Regions from separate parts of the Homo sapiens genome. Here region 2 is linked to region 1. A link is a loop called in an ENCODE intact Hi-C map of the cell type or tissue named here. Cell type or tissue: Caco-2. All regions are shown on one strand.

Region 1 (8,000 bases):
TCTGATGGGCCAATAGTTCAGTCTAGCAATGGTGTGAATGTCCCAAAGTACATGAGACGTGTCTGTAGACATTAAGCACTGAGTTCAGTGAATTAGTCCCCTACTTACTAAAGAAACACACCCTGATTTAGGGATTGGCAAATGTATACCTGCTAAATATTTCCTCACTCAGATACTCTCTGCTGCCTAGAGGTCAGTTTGACAAATTTATTTGTGTATCGTGTGCATTTGACTCCTTACTCAAGGCTCACTGTCTGGGCCCACAGATTAATTACAGAGAAGCAAGTGATGGAACCAGTCAGGACCATAGTCTGTTGTTTTAATGTGAAAAGGGCAACCCCTCCTCCTGGAATGTGGAAACTGAAGTTCGCCCCATCACTAATTGAATCAAGCCAACCACTAGAGCTGAATTACCTGCTTACTAGAAAGCCTGGCTCTTCTAACTATGTGGAGAGGGAAAAGGAACCTGCTGTAACATCTCTGACCCAGTCTTATTTCACTGGGGAATAAGAAAGGTATTATTTGCAAAACTAAATGTTTAGAAGCTCGCTTTGAAATCAGTTAGGGAGTCTGGGTGCTGATGCATGCTCTGTTCAGAAGGAAAAACTAAGCAGGATGGACTGGAGGCCAAGCACTTCCTACCTATTTTTCCAAATGCCCTACTTTCTCACTCTGATTGTCCACCAAACCCCCCCGTTTCTTTTGTCTAGTCAACAAAAATAGAACTCAATGCCAAGATTAATGCCAGAAAAATAAAACTGGGAACAAAGGGAAGATAAAAGTTGGATTGTAGAACTTACATATTTGCCTACATATTCCACCCCCTCAATACTACAGTTATTTGTGTGTTGTAATAATATACCAGCTTCTCAAAATAGTTACTGTTATAAGTAGATAAATGTCATAAATTAGCCAGGTAATATGCAATTGGTTTTATTTTTAACACCAATAGACTTTGGCCAAAATTAATTAATGGGTTATTAATATCTCAGAGATTTTTCTTTAAATACATCAAGACAGCTTGCTAGATAATGATCAAAGCGGATACATTTATTGTGTGGGCTATTCCTTTGTATAAAGGACTAATAGGAAAGGCCAGAGAATTTCAAGTCACAATTCAATTCTAACTTTTGCTTAATTTATCTTTAGAGTTTGTGGTTAACTTCCCTTACAGTTTCAGCCTTTCTCTATGAGGATTTAACTGGAACCCTGTAATTTCTTTGTACTGTCATTTGTATTTCCTGTCTCAATAGCCTCACCTTGAAACTGGGCAAGTTCCCAAAGACATCATAAGTCAAAGTCAAGTTGAACTACTTTTCAAAGGCTTTTTTGGTGCCCTTTTCTAACCAGGGAACTTTTATTTACCTTGACTCATGGTTCCAGGAGCTTAGAAAAACCTTTGCTGCTGATTCTGCTAATACTCAATAACTCCTTTTCAAATTGCCTAAATGTTAAGTAAATGCCATCTATAATTAACTGAAAATTATCAAATGCCATATTTGTAGCACTTGATGCCTTTTTGACTTTTTTTAAGTTGATTTACAATGGCAAACAAAAAAAAAAAGCAGTACTTTTTTCTTTTTTAAAAAAAATCTGTAATATGCCACAGTTATCTGGCATAATTATGATATGAGTTACTCCAGTGATAGTTTCCTGATTTAGCAAGTTGACCACCTGAAGCTTCAAGAACTATAACAGGAAGAAATATGCAGAAGATTCTGGAGTCCATCTTTTCTACTTATTTGTTGAGTAACCCTCACCCCTTTAAGCTTTAGTTTTGGCATCTATAAAATAGAATCCACTTTGTGAACTATGAAAAACACCTGGCTCATAATAAACATGGATTACAAAATCATGTTATTATTACAGAGTTGTGTTCTACCTCTCCCACCAGATACTGGCCAGCCTTTAGAGTAGAAAACGCCTCATGCCTGTTGCTATAAGGACTGGTGAAGGAGCTGCCAGGCAGAAGCACTGCCGGTCATCTTTGCCTTTTTCATTGCTTGTTCCACTCTTCCACCATCAGTGGCCTTCTGCTCGCCATCCAGCGGCCTCTACCCTACCATCCTCAAAGCTTCTATTTTCCACTGGTTCTTTTTCCCCTTTTCTTCTTTCTTTTGCTTCTTTTTCCTGTTTTCCTTGGCTTCTTTGCATATACACATCACCAATTAGCATATCCTTTACCACCTTTTCCTTTTAATCAGAGAACTGACATTGGTTTTCAGTTCTTAAAAGCTTTCTTTCACCCCAGAACTTAAAGCATAATAAATAATAATTAAAGCATAATAAAAATAATTAAAGCATAATAAAGTAATTTAAAAATAATTAATTAAACAATAATTAAAGCATAATAAAGCATACTAATAAAATAGATTTAAAATTTTTAAAAAAAGAAAAGAGAAGCTTTTTAGCTTTCTTTCTACCACAATCACTCTTATCTCTCTTTCTATTCAGAACACTTGAGGGTGAAAGTAGACTTGATCACTACTTGCCTGAGGTTTTGCTATGTCTAATGCCAAAAGTCATAATCAAAGTCAGCTACTCATTTCTATCTTTTCCGCTTATTCTTCAACTCCATCTATCACATAACTGCTAAAAACATCAACAACTCTTTTGTGTATTAATGATGATTGCTACGTTCACTGAATGTTGAGGAGGTGCCAGTATCAAGCTGAGCATTTTAATTGTAATATTTCGTTTACTTTTCACCACAATCCCAGGAGATAATAATAATGGTGTTGGTGGAGGGGATGGTGATGATAACTCCCATTTCATAGAAAAATAATCTAAGGCTCATAGAGGTTATCCAGCTATTAAGTGATTAGGGGACAATAACTAATAAATCTTGCTTAAGAGTCTTAGCCCTTAACTCCATACTCTATACTTTTTCTTATAAATTTGTTAGTAAGAAGTCCTCTGGGCTGATTAAACTTTGAATCAAAGAATTCTCAACTGAGATCTCCTGTTTAAGAAAAACTTACAGTAACCATCTGAGAAAATGTGTATAAAAGTAAATAAAATCTGCCTTTCCCTTCCTATTGAACTCTGTCATCCATCTCCAGTTTAGAGACAACCACAAAAATCCAAGTAGGAGTTTATTTTAAAGATCCCACCTGTGGGTCACAAACCCCTGCGGCACTCTTGATTTACTGCAAAGAGTTCCCAAATCCATATGTACACCAAGCAGAGTACAAGTCTGTTTTCCAAGTAACTAAATAGAGGCTGTTGAGAGGAATAGTAGTACAAATGAATTTTTTAAATTTACTGATTTTATAATCATTTCATCACTTGTAATCATTTTCATTTCCTCTATCAAGGGATGACTAAAGTAAGTCAATTATCATATGAATACATGATAACTTATCTTAAAAGTATTTACACTCAGAAAATAGGTATCTAGATGTGATTAGATATGAGGCTTCCTTTGTTATTTTGAAAGGCAGAGTTGCCCAAGCAGCCTGAATTTATGTTGAGATCTCTACATTCTAACTTCAACTCATGCTTTGTGTGAATGGTATAGGTTAGTGGTAAAGAATGCTGGTGCTGAATCATAGCTCTGATACTGATGAACTGTGTGACCTTTGGCAATTTACTTAACTCCTCTGTTGTTTAGATCCCTCTTCTGTATGGGGAAAGTAATAACATCTACCTTTTATACATATTTTAAAAGGTTTTAAACATGACGTCCTTAGAATAGTCCCTGGCACAGAATAAGCTTTCAGTCAATGTTGGGTTTTTGTCTGGTGCTCTTAGTATTAATAGAAGCAAATCCAATCATTTGAAGGAATCACGGTCTGAATGGCAGGGTTACTCCCACTTTGGTTATGAGAAGAATGGTAGATTTAATCTAGCCCTGCCCCCTCCTTCCTTGGTGCTCCTAATTCCTCTTACTTGATTTCACATTTTTTTTCTTTTTTCATAACATTCACACTGTAATGTACTACATAATTTATTTATTGCTTATTAAGTACTCTGTACCCACCCCCTACCCCAGGTAGAACATAAGCTGTACAAGGGCAGAAATATCTGTTTTGTCCACTACTATATTCCAGACACAAAGAGCAGTGCATAGCACAGAGTAATTGCTCAATAAGTATTGGCTAAGAATGAATATAAGGATAATTTGTCAAATATCTTTCTCAAAATTTCCTACATATTTCATTTTTCTCCAGCCTTTTCACTGCCCTTTCAAGTCTGTTCTTCAATGAACAAGAAAAATAATATCAGGACTAATATTTTGGGGGCACTTCCTGAATTCCATGTAATGTACCCAGCATGAAAAACACGTCATCTCACTTAATCCTATGAAAACAGTTGAGCTTTAAACAACGCGGGTTTGAACTTGCAGGTCCACTTATAAATAGATCTTTTTCTGCCTCTACCACCCTTGAGACAGCAAGACCAACCCCTCCTTCTCCTCCTCTTTAGCCCACTCAACCTGAAAACAATGACGATAAAGACCTTTATGATGATCCACTTCCACTTAATAAATACTAAATTTTTTTTCTTTCTTATGATTTTCTTAATAACTTTTTTCTCTAGCTTACTTTATTGTAAGAATACAGTATATAATACATATAACGTACAAATAACGTGTTAATCTATGGTTCTCTGGGACAAACTGCTCATGTTATTAGCAAAGCTTCCGGTCAACAATAGGCTATTGATAGTTAAGCTTTTGGGGAGTCAAAGTGATACGTGGATTTCCAACTGCACAAGGGTCTGCGCCTTTAACCCCCTAGTTCAAGGGTCAAATATGAGTACAATTGTTCTCTTCATCTTACAGAGGCTAAGAGAGGTTAAGGCACTTGTCCAAGGTCACACAGATAGTTTAAGTAGGAAAGCAGGTTAGAGCCCCCAGTTAGTCGTACTGTGGCATCTGAGCTCTCCAAGTATGACTCTGGGCCTGGCACAGTGGCCCTTCCATGGAAGATGGAACCTGAGTCCTAAGGTTAGGACCCAGTCCCAGAGGAGATGCTTTATCTGCACACACTGAGAACAGAATCCCCAGAGTCAGTGAAGTGAAACTGAGGCTGTCTATGTTTGCCAGCATGCTAACATGAATTTTACGGTAACAATGTTTCTATCTTCCAGTTCATTGCATTTACTCTGCCATCATGAATAACCTATCCCAGTGCATGCTAATCTAACAGCCTAACCACAGAGTAATGATAAAATGAAATCCTGCCACATATGAGGCCCTGAATTTTTAGCAGCATTTACCACTCGATATTAATTAACCTAAATGATCCATGAAGATTTGGCTTTGCAAGAAGTTTGACTATCTGTGGCTGCAAGGTTCTGTAAGATTATGTGTCTGAACGATTGGGATAATTAATTCCACTAGTCATGAAGGAGAAGCTCATGGGATTTGGAAATGAGATGTGGGATTTAAGCATGTCCCAGTTTCTGTGGCAACTGTGGCTTCAGTGACAACCAGTCAGGGCACGGAGTTACTGAACTGCCATCACCCTTGTCTAGCCTTGGGCACTTCCAGATCACTCTAAGCAGAATCATTATTATATCTGAGAATATACTCATTTTACAGGCCTGTGTAGGATTCAACAACACAAGGTGGCATGTATTAGAGTGGTATCCTAGAGCTCCCAGGCAAGGAGATTACTTAAACAAATATTCCAGAGAGGAAGTGATGGAATTGAAGTTGTGTGGCAAATATTGAGATGCTTAATGAGCACAACTGTCCCATAGAGACTCAGACACAGCTAGGCTGCGTCTCTCTAATCATTTATGGCATGATAGTGGTGCAATTACAGAGAGGGAATCCCATCCCCACCGTTGCTACTCAGCAGGCAGGGGAGCCTTGATGAGACTGAACTGAATGAGAGTTCTCCCTATCATTATCTTTCCATTCCCTCCTTTAATCCAACTGATCTTAAATACTCATTCAATGGAAATGTGGCCTTGTAAGGATGAATGCTCCTGTTCCTCCTTAACTATTTCTATTAGTAAATCAGATTTAAGTCAGAGGCTTAATATATTTTTTACATATTTCACACACAAACATACATTAAAAAAATAAGCATTTTTGTACTTTAAAAAATATTTTACATTCCCCTCAATTATTGAATAAAAATGGATTGGCATTTCCATAAATAAAAGCTGGAATTAAAAGAATAAACTGGAGCTGCTGAGCAAAAGTTTATCAAAAAGTGTTTTTAGGCAAATAAGCAATAATAAGCAATCGCTTAAATGATCTACATCAGAAGAATAACAATTTCTCTGGGCAGCAGGATGGTAATATATATATTTTTTTTAATGCAGCAGTCTGATATACTTTTTTTTTTTTTTTTTTTTTGAGGTGGAGTCTCGCTCTGTTGCCCAGGCTGGAGTGCAATGGTGCGATCTCGGCTCACTGCAAGCTCCGCCTCCCGAGTTCATGCCATTCTCCTGCCTCAGCCTCCCGAGTAGCTGGGACTACAGGCACCCACCACCACAGCTGGCTACTTTTCTTGTATTTTTAGTAGAGACGGGGTTTCACCGTGTTAGCCAGGATGGTCTCGCTTTCCTGACCTCGTGATCTGCCCACCACGGCCTCCCAAAGTGCTGGGATTACAGGCGTGAGCCACCGCGCCTGGCCAGCAGTCTGATATATTTTAGTACTTATTTGAACTAAAGAAGCAGGGAGCTGCTTTCCAGTCATCTTGGAGGAGGCAGATTATTTTTCTTTCTATGCACTTAAGGATGCAGGTACCTTAGCTGAGGTGGAATGGTAAACAATGGATAGATAGGTAGATGGATGACTGGATGGATGGATGGATAAATGAATTCATTCACTATTTATTGAGCACTTTTGTTTTGGATACTAGGGACACAAAGTCATCAAAGATAAAAATCTCTGTACTCATGGAGCATGTATCCTAGTGAAATACTAGAGAGATGCTTGAATAAATCCAAAATGGGTATGAGAGCTCTTAAGTCCCTGTTAAGTTGTTTCACAAACCATAGAGTGCATTTGCCTTAACCTGAACAGACTCTTAAGCATTAGTATCTGCATGCTGTGGGATTATTGCTGCCATTGAGATCAAACTGCCTTCTATACTGATGAATGACATATCCATGGATGGAGCCAAAAATTAAAACTAAGGGAAAGTATTAAAATGAAAAGTACATTTTGTTCCTTCTCTGTGAGGGATAATACACATATCTAAAAAGTACCAGGTGTGCTCTGTGCACAATTGTGTCTGCAAAGCTAAGGAAGACTGGTATTGGTCAGGCCATTCATGAGAATATACTTGGATTTTGCTTACTGTAAATAAGCAAAAGGAAATGAAATTTTTCATGAATGTAGACTATGGCACCTATCACTCTCATTTCTGAAAGAAATTAGGCCTGCCTAGGAAAACAACCTTGAGGCAATTTTTTTTCCACTAATTTTTTTTTTTTTTTTTTTTTTTTTTTTTTAGATGGAGTCTTACTCTGTCGCCCAGGCTGGAGTGCAGTGGTATCATCTCAGCTCACTACAACCTCTGCCTCCCAGGTTCAAGCTATTCTCCTGCCTCAGCTTCCCGAGTAGCTGGGACTACAGGCACACACCACCACACCCAGCTAATTTTTGTATTTGTAGTAGAGACGGAGTTTCACCATATTGGCCAGGGTGGTCTCAATCTCCTGACCTCATGATTCGCCCACCTTGGCCTCCCAAAGTGCTGGGATTACAGGCATGAGCCACCGCACCCTGCCTTTTCCACTAAAATTTATGGTACAACCAATAAAACACTGGGACCAGAACTTCAAACACTAATATTCACATCATTGTATGTACATCTTCAATGGCAAAGGTAAAGAAATAGTAAATGTTTCTCTTGAACCTACATTCCTTCTTTGGGATTTTTAGGTAAAGTAAGGAAAATGGAGGGTGTAGCTCCTTTAGGACAGGAACTCTTGTGGGGCTGGAGGGCATGAAGCATGGGGGAGCTGCTTAGGAGATGGAGCTGGGTTTGTTGCTAATACCATGGTGAGATTATCTTGAGCCAGTTATT
Region 2 (8,000 bases), 270 kb after region 1:
GTGTTTATTGTGTGTGTGGCTTTAAAAGACAAACAGCCTAGCTCACATATCCTGAATAAAATGAGCTCAAGTAATTATTGAACTTGTGTCAGTTTTATAATCATCAAAGTCTCTTCGGTGTTTATATTAGAGCGTGAGAAAAGTATACATTGTTATGTGTTTCAGAGTGAACCAATGTACTGCCCCTCTAATTTTCCATCAGAGGGAGGAAAAAAGTCGTCTAGAAACTTAACTCTTGTGCATACTGCAAGCCGGGTTCCTTGAGTGCTTCTGGGAAAAACTGGTGGACACAGGTGTTCCTTAGACTGTTAATGCAGAAGTGGTTCTCAGCCTCAGCAACTCACTGCAATCACCTGGGGGTGGTTAACAATTACTGATCCCTAGCCCTATCCCAGCGTTTCTAACATAATTGACTGGCATGCACCCTGGACCCTGGAAGTTTTCAAACCTCGTCACCTGAGTCTAAGAAACAGCTGAGGTTGAGATTACTGTTTTAAAATCTTCAAAAAAATGCACAGCGAAATAAATAAATCTTTTTTAGTTTCCTACAATAAGCCACGTTTCCAGGTCTTAAAACTCCTCTCCAGAATACAGCACAGCAGATGAGTTTGAAAGGAAAAGAAAAAAACTCTCAGATTTTATTGAAAAAATCGATGTGTACTGTTTGAGGTTGGGGGAAAATTCAGGCTTTAATATAAACAAAGGCAGTCTCAGTACAGCAGCCCTGGGAAACTCCCCAATTTAACTTAGCCTTTCAACGATTCTCATCTGCCATAACTGTGGCAGCAGGAATAATAACTGACAATGTACTCTTTATTCACACCAAACACGCCAGTGGACTTCAAAAGGAAATCAACATTTACAGTTTAATTACTGTTTATTCCCTGTATTCAAATCAGCTTTCTTTGGCTACCCCCTTCTAAATGCTCAGAAGGGGATTTAATCATCTGATCTAATTTTTCCAAAGAATAGAAAGTTATCATTACGACAGCACGCTGAAAAAATAATTAAACAAATGCAAAAGAAAGTGTAAAAAATATAACTGCATTGGGTATTTCTGAAGACCTCTGTAAGATAAAGCAGTTCGTTTTTAAGGCAATAATTTAGGGGTTAAAAAGACTGATTCCTACTTTTAACGGAGTTTAGACTTCTGTCTGTGCTGGCAGAATGAAGTGCATTAGTGAAAAATGTTATTGTGCTTAAAGTCAATGTGGCACCACCTACATCAGTGCTGCCTAATAGAAAATTAGGCCAGCTGCTTATATAATTTAAATTTTCTACTAGACACATTAAATTATAAACAGAAACAGGTGAAATTAATTTTAGTTATTTAGTTTTAACCCAATATACCCAAAACATCATTTAAATATGAAATCAATATTAAAAATCATTTATAAGTTATTCTACATTCCTTTTTCTTTTTTGTACTAAGTTTTTGAAATCTGGTATGTACTTTATACTCATAGAGCATCTCAGTGCAGATTTAGTGTCATTTCAATTGCTTATTAGCCACAAATGGGTGGTAGCTACCATATTGGATAGTAGGGGTCTACACAGCAACAATAGTCTGAGAAGTAAAGAAAATGTTTTCCCTTCTGGTTCTTTACTTTTTGGCAAAGCACTTTTAGCTGGGCTACACAGAAAGCTGGGCTTCCTACACTTTGACATTTTCTGTGGCTTTGCTGGAAATGGAAACTATAGTTTGGCCCTTTTCTGCACTACCAAAATTCATGTAGCTTTACATATATATATATATATATATATATTTTAAGTTCTGGGATACATGTGCAGAACATGCAGGTTTATTGCCTAGGTATACACGTGCCATGGTGTTTTGCTGCACCCATCAACTCATCATCTACATTAGGTATTTCTCCTAAAGCTATCCCTCCCCTAGCCTCCCACCCCATGACAGGCCCCAGTGTGTGATGTTCCCCTCCCTGTGTATCATTGTTCAACTCCCACTTATGAGTAAGAACATGCTGTGTTTGGTTTTCTGTTCCTGTATTAGTTTGCTATGAATGATGGTTTCCAGCTTCAGCCATGTCCCGGCAAAGGACATGAACTCATCCTTTTTTATGGCTGCATACTATTCCATGGTGTATATGTGTCACATTTTCTTTATCCAGTCTATCATTGATGGGCATTTGGGTTGGTTGCAAGTCTTTGCTATTGTGAACAGTGCTGCAATAAACATATGTATGCATGTGTCTTTATAGCAGAATGATTTATAATCCTTTGGGTATATACCCAGTAATGGGATTGCTGGGCCAAATGGTATTTCTGGTTCTAGATCCTTGAGGAATCGCCATGCTGTCTCTTCCACAATGGTTGAACTAATTTACACTCCCACAAACAGTGTTAAAGTGTTCCTGTTTCTCCACATCCTCACCAGCATCTGTTGTTTCCTGACTTTTTAATGATCGCCATTCTAACTGGCGTGAGATGGTATCTCATTGTGGTTTTGATTTGCATTTCTCTAATGACCAGTGATGATGAGCTTTTTTCATGTGTTTGTTGCCCACATAAATTTCTTCTTTTGAGAAGTGTCTGTTCATGTCCTTCGCCCACTTTTTGATGGGGTTGTTTTTTTCTTGTAAATTTGTTTAAGTTCCTTGTAGATTCTAGATATTAGCCCTTTGTCAGATGGATACATTGCAAAAATTTTCTCCCATTCTGTAGGTTGCCTGTTCATTCTGATGATAGTTTCCTTTGCTGTGCAGAAGCTCTTTAGTTTAATTAGATCCCACTTGGCAATGTTAGCTTTTGTTGCCATTGCTTTTGGTGTTTTAGTCATGAAGTCTTTGGCCATGCCTATGTCCTGAATGGTATTGCCTAGGTTTTCCTCTAGGGTTTTTATGGTTTTAGGTTTTACGTTTAAGTCTTTAATCCATCTTGAGTTAATTTTTGTATAAAGTGTAAGGAAGGGCTCCAGTTTCTGTTTTCCGCATATGGCTAACCAGTTTTCCCAGCACCATTTATTAAATAGGGAATCCTTTTCCCATTTCTTGTTTTTGTCAGGTTTGTCGAAGATCAGATGGTTGTAGATGTGTGGTGTTATCTCTGAGGCCAAGCAAACTTAATAGACATCTACAGAACTCTCCACCCCAAATCAACAGAATATACATTCTTCTCAGCATCACATCGCACTTATTCTAAAATTGACCACATAATTGGAAGTAAAACATTCCTCAGCAAATGCAAAAGAAAGGAAATCATAACAAACAGTCTCTCAGACCACAGCACAATCAAATTAGAACTCAGGATTAAAAATTCACTCAAAACCCCACAACTACATGGAAACTGAACAACCTGTTCCTGAATGACTACTGGGTAAATAATGAAATTAAGGCAGAAATAAATAAGCTCTTTGAAACCAGTGAGAACAAAAACACAATGTACCAGAATCTCTGGGACACAGCTAAAGCAGTGTTTAGAGGGAAACTTTTAACACTAAATGGCTATAGGAGAAAGTGGGAAAGATCTAAAATCGACACCCTAACATCACAATTAAAAGAACTAGAGAAGCAAGAGTAAATCAAAAGCTAGCAGAAGACAAAAAATAACTAAGATCAGAGCAGAACTGAAGGAGAGAGAGACACGAAAACCCTTCAAAAAATCAATAAATCTCCAGGCGCGGTGGCTCACGCCTGTAATCCCAGCACTTTGGGAGGCTGAGGCAGGCAGATCACCTAAGGTTGGGAGTTCAAGATCAGCCTGACCAACATGAAGAAACCCCGTTTCTACTAAAAACACAAAATTAGCTGGGCATAGTGGCACATACCTGTAATCCCAGCTACTCGGGAGTCTGAGGCAGGAGAATCGCTTGAACCCAGGAGGCAGAGGATGCAGTGAGCCAAGATCGCGCCATTGCACTCTAGCCTGGGCAATAAGAGCAAAACTCTATCTCAAAAAACAAACAAACAAACAAGCAAACAAACCAACAAACAAAAAACAATGAATCCAGGAGCTGGTTTTTTGAAAAGATTAACAAAATAGACCGCTAGCCAGACTAATAAAGAAGAAAAGAAAGAAGAATCAAATAGACACAATAAAAAATGATAAAGGGGATATCACCACAGATCCCACAGAAATACAAACTACCACCAGAGAATACTATAAACACCTCTACACAAATAAACTAGAAAATCTAGAAGAAATGGATAAATTCCTGGACACATACACCCTCCCAAGACTAAATCACGTAGCTTTTCATCAGCCATAAAGAAAGAATCTGATTGAGCCTGGTTTCAGGAATCCCTGAAAATTAACGATAATTTTATCCAACATATAACCTATCCATGTAGAACCAGTGTCTTTGACATCTTCTTTCCCTTTGTTAATAATATTTGTTGATCACACTTGAATGGATCACTCTATCTTTAATAACTGCAGTATATGAAAAATGTTTGCTCCTACTTCACAGGCATTTGAAAGAAGCTTAAGACCTTTTCATGATCCCAGGCGGCACATTCACAATATTATACAAGATCCTGACAATAGACTCAAGCCTCTTAAGCAATGCAAGGGACTACCATTGTAGACAATGTTTTTATAACACCAGAGACACTTGAGCCTATTCTTAACTTTCAATGACCTTTCCAACAGGACTTGTTCAAATTTAACCTAAGTCAACTTTCCATAGTATCTAGAAGAGATCCATGCAATCTTTATCTAGGCCTCTCTCCACACACTCTTTGAAGTTACATTATTTCTTAATCACTCTTCAGCCATTGGTAAATACACTGCCTTCTCCAAATCAAACAAAAAGTCTCCATGTTCTCCAGCTAGTGGATGATGTCAGAAGAAAAATTGAAGGAAACGTTTATATTTATGCCACAAGTCAATACATTGTGACCTTCACTTTAGCTTTCAAGAAAAGCAAATCAGATAACTAGAAATGGCGTAGTTTGTCACAAGAATGTATTTCAAGAACTCAGTTATCAGTTTTGTCATTTTCTAATATCACAGGAGTGTAGTCATTGTGTGCTCTGCAAATATAATTTGCCTTCTTTGCAGTTGCTTCATTTTTCCATGCACAGAGCTTTGCATTTGAAAGTATCTTTGCACGATGTAGCAGAACCCTGTTAAAAAAGATTAGAAATTCTAAAGGCTAAAGGACACATCTTTTCCTCTTCTCTGAAAAATGCAGACTCAACATTAGAGAAGGGCCAGATGCGGTGGCTCACTTCTGTAATCCCAGCACTTTGGGAGGTTGAGGCGGGTGGATCACCTGAGGTCAAGAGTTCGAGACCAGCCTGGTCAACATGGCAAAACCCCCATCTCTACTAAAAATACAAAAATTAGCCAGGTGTGGTGGCACACACCTGTAATCCCAGCTACTTGGGAGTCTGAGGCAGGAGAATTGCTTGAACCTTGGGGACAGAGGTTGCAGTAAGCCAAGATTATGTCACTTCACTTCAGCCTGGGTGACAGAGCAAAACTCCTTCTCAAAAAAAAAAAAAAAAAAAAAAATTAGAAAGGATTTGTATTTTGACATATGCAGTGCACATAAAACCAGAATAAGAACCTACCATGGATTCCTAGTACATCGTGTACTAGGAACTCCCCCTGTAGTTTCACCTCACACAATCCACGATTTTATCTCACTACTTGCTGTCATGTAACCTCCCCTTTGAATGGGATGGCTTTTTCACTGTCCCTTACCCCACCTCCCTCCCTCAACTCCCTACCCTTCCCACCATATACTTATTCCTGCATGCATGCCTTTGCCCATTGTTTTCCACTCACCTAAAATACCCTCAACCCACAAGTAAATCCATAAATATATTAAATATAGGTGAAGATGCTGCACTTTCTACCTTATCTCTTCTAGATTTAGGCTTGCAAGGCTAAATTCCCCAGGCTTCTTTATCCTGAATGATAGCAACCACTGCTTTACTTGGCACTGTAATCAAATTAGCTAGGATTCGCAAATGAATGCTTGATTGAATTGGAAGAAACACTTTTTCGTCTCAGTCATGCTTTATATTGAGCGCTTTATTCAAGGGAAAAAAATTAATTGCATAAGCATAGGTATCTTTTATGTGAAATGTCTGGGGATTTTTATTGTGGTAAAATATATGTAATATCAAACTTACCATTTTAACCATGTCTAAGTGTCCCGTTCAGTGGCATTAAACACAATCAGCTTGTTGTGCAACCATCACCACCATCCATCTCTAGAACTTTGTCATCTTCCCAGACTGAAATTCTATACATTGAAAAGCAACTCCCCACTCTCCCCTGCCACCACGATTCGATTTCTGTCTCTAGGAATTTGACTACTGTAGGAACCTCACATAAGTGGAATCATACAATATTTGTCCTTTTGTGTCTGGCTTATTTCACTTGGCATAATGTCTTCAAGGTTCATCCCTGTTGTAGCATATGTCAGAACTTCATTTCTTCTTAAGGCTACATAATATTCTATTGTATGTATATATCACATTGTCATCCATTCATCTGTTGATGGACATCTGGGTTGTTTCCACCTTTGAGCTATTGCAAATAATGCTGCTGTGAACATTGGCGTACAAATATCGATTCAAGTCCTTGCTTTCAATTCTTTTGTGTATATACCCAGAAATGGAATTGCTGGTTCATATGGTAATTTTTTTTTTTTTTTTGAGACAGTCTCACTCTGTCTCCCAGGCTGGAGCACAGTGGCATGATCTTGGCTCACTACAACCTCCGCCTCCCGGGTTCGAACGATTCTCCTGCCTCAGCCTCCTGACTCACTGGGATTACAGGCACACTCCACCACACCCAGCTAATTTTTTGTAGTTTTAGTAGAGAAGGGGTTTTTACCATGTTGGCCAGGCTGGTTTCGAACTCCTGACCTCAGGTGATCCACCCGCCTCAGCCTCCCAAAGTGCTGGCATTACAGGCATGACCCACCGCACCCAGCCTCATATGGTAATTCTATGTTTAATGTTTTGATGAACCATCATATGGTTTTTCACAGTGCTGCACTCTTACATTCCTTCCATCATGTGCATATAATTTTAAATTATAGCAAAAGATAAATATAAATGTAGATCCTCACTCATTGACACTTTGCTGTTTTTAATCACTGTTTAGGGCAGGTGCAGTGGCTCACACCTGTAACCTCAGCACTTTGGGAGGCTGAGGCGGGTGGATCACCTGAGATCAGGAGCTCGAGAGCAGCCTGGCCAATATGGTGAAACCCTGCCTCTACTAAAAATAGAAAAATTAGCTGGGCATGGTAGCAGGCACCTGTAATCCCAGCTACTCAGGAGGGTGAGGCAGGAGAATAACTTGAACCCAGGAGGCAGAGGTTGCACTGAGCCAAGACCATGTCACTACACTCCAGCCTGGGCAACAAGAGCAGAACTCTGTGTTAAAAAAAAAAAAAAAAAAAAAATTACTGTTTAGTTTCACTAGAATAGTACCAAGAGATGGTAAAAATACCACTCATCCTGAGCCTTTCCCAGAACTTTGGCATTAAAGGGGCTCAGAGCACGTTAGCATCAAACACTCTTCTTGCATGCAGTCTTCTTTGAAGCAACTTTATCTGAGACAAAATTATCAAAGAAAAGGCTCATTTGCCCTTTGAAGATTCCTCTGAACAACTTTTGCTTCCCATCTCCCTCACAGCAAAGTAGAATTCCCATAATTTATTAAAACAAACAAAAAAATTTTCAGAAGTTTCCATAGCAGCTTGCTATTAAATGTTCATGAATAGGCTTTTTTTAAATCTGAAAGGTATTCTATTTCCCTCCTCCCACTATCTCCCACTCCAATCAATCTTGCATCTGCTAACAATTAATTGAATTTAGTTTTAAATACTAACCACATTAACTGCTTCTTATTCAGCTTTGGCACAGAAGTAGGATGTTACCAAAATCCCAGCTGGTAATCAGAAATTAACTTCTTAAACCACATGCAGCAAGACACTAAAATCATATAAAGGGAGTTTTCAAATATCTGCCTTGAGCACTTCCCATTTGTATTTCTCTCTCCTTTCACTCATATCT

What was found. Hi-C counts contacts between places; a loop is a spot of excess contacts. Peaks named below come from ENCODE experiments on the same cell type or tissue, not always from the same donor. Only the 100,000 strongest peaks of a DNase experiment are listed, where the experiment ranks them.
Region 2: it touches region 1 in a loop (8-fold over the local background); 2 of 110 quality-filtered maps call a loop at or near these places.

What each region holds. Positions count from the first base shown.
Region 1 is chr12:75,711,132-75,719,131 of GRCh38, forward strand. All of the region lies in intron 1 of LOC105369844 (a long non-coding RNA gene), which reads right to left. Among named protein-coding and RNA genes, the nearest start is that of KRR1, 200 kb to the left of the region's middle. RefSeq lists an enhancer at 113-614. In Caco-2, no CTCF peak of the experiment used is centred here; a DNase peak (open chromatin) is centred at 3,480.
Region 2 is chr12:75,985,821-75,993,820 of GRCh38, forward strand. No RefSeq gene overlaps it. Among named protein-coding and RNA genes, the nearest start is that of PHLDA1-AS1, 41 kb to the right of the region's middle. In Caco-2, no CTCF peak of the experiment used is centred here; no DNase peak of the experiment used is centred here.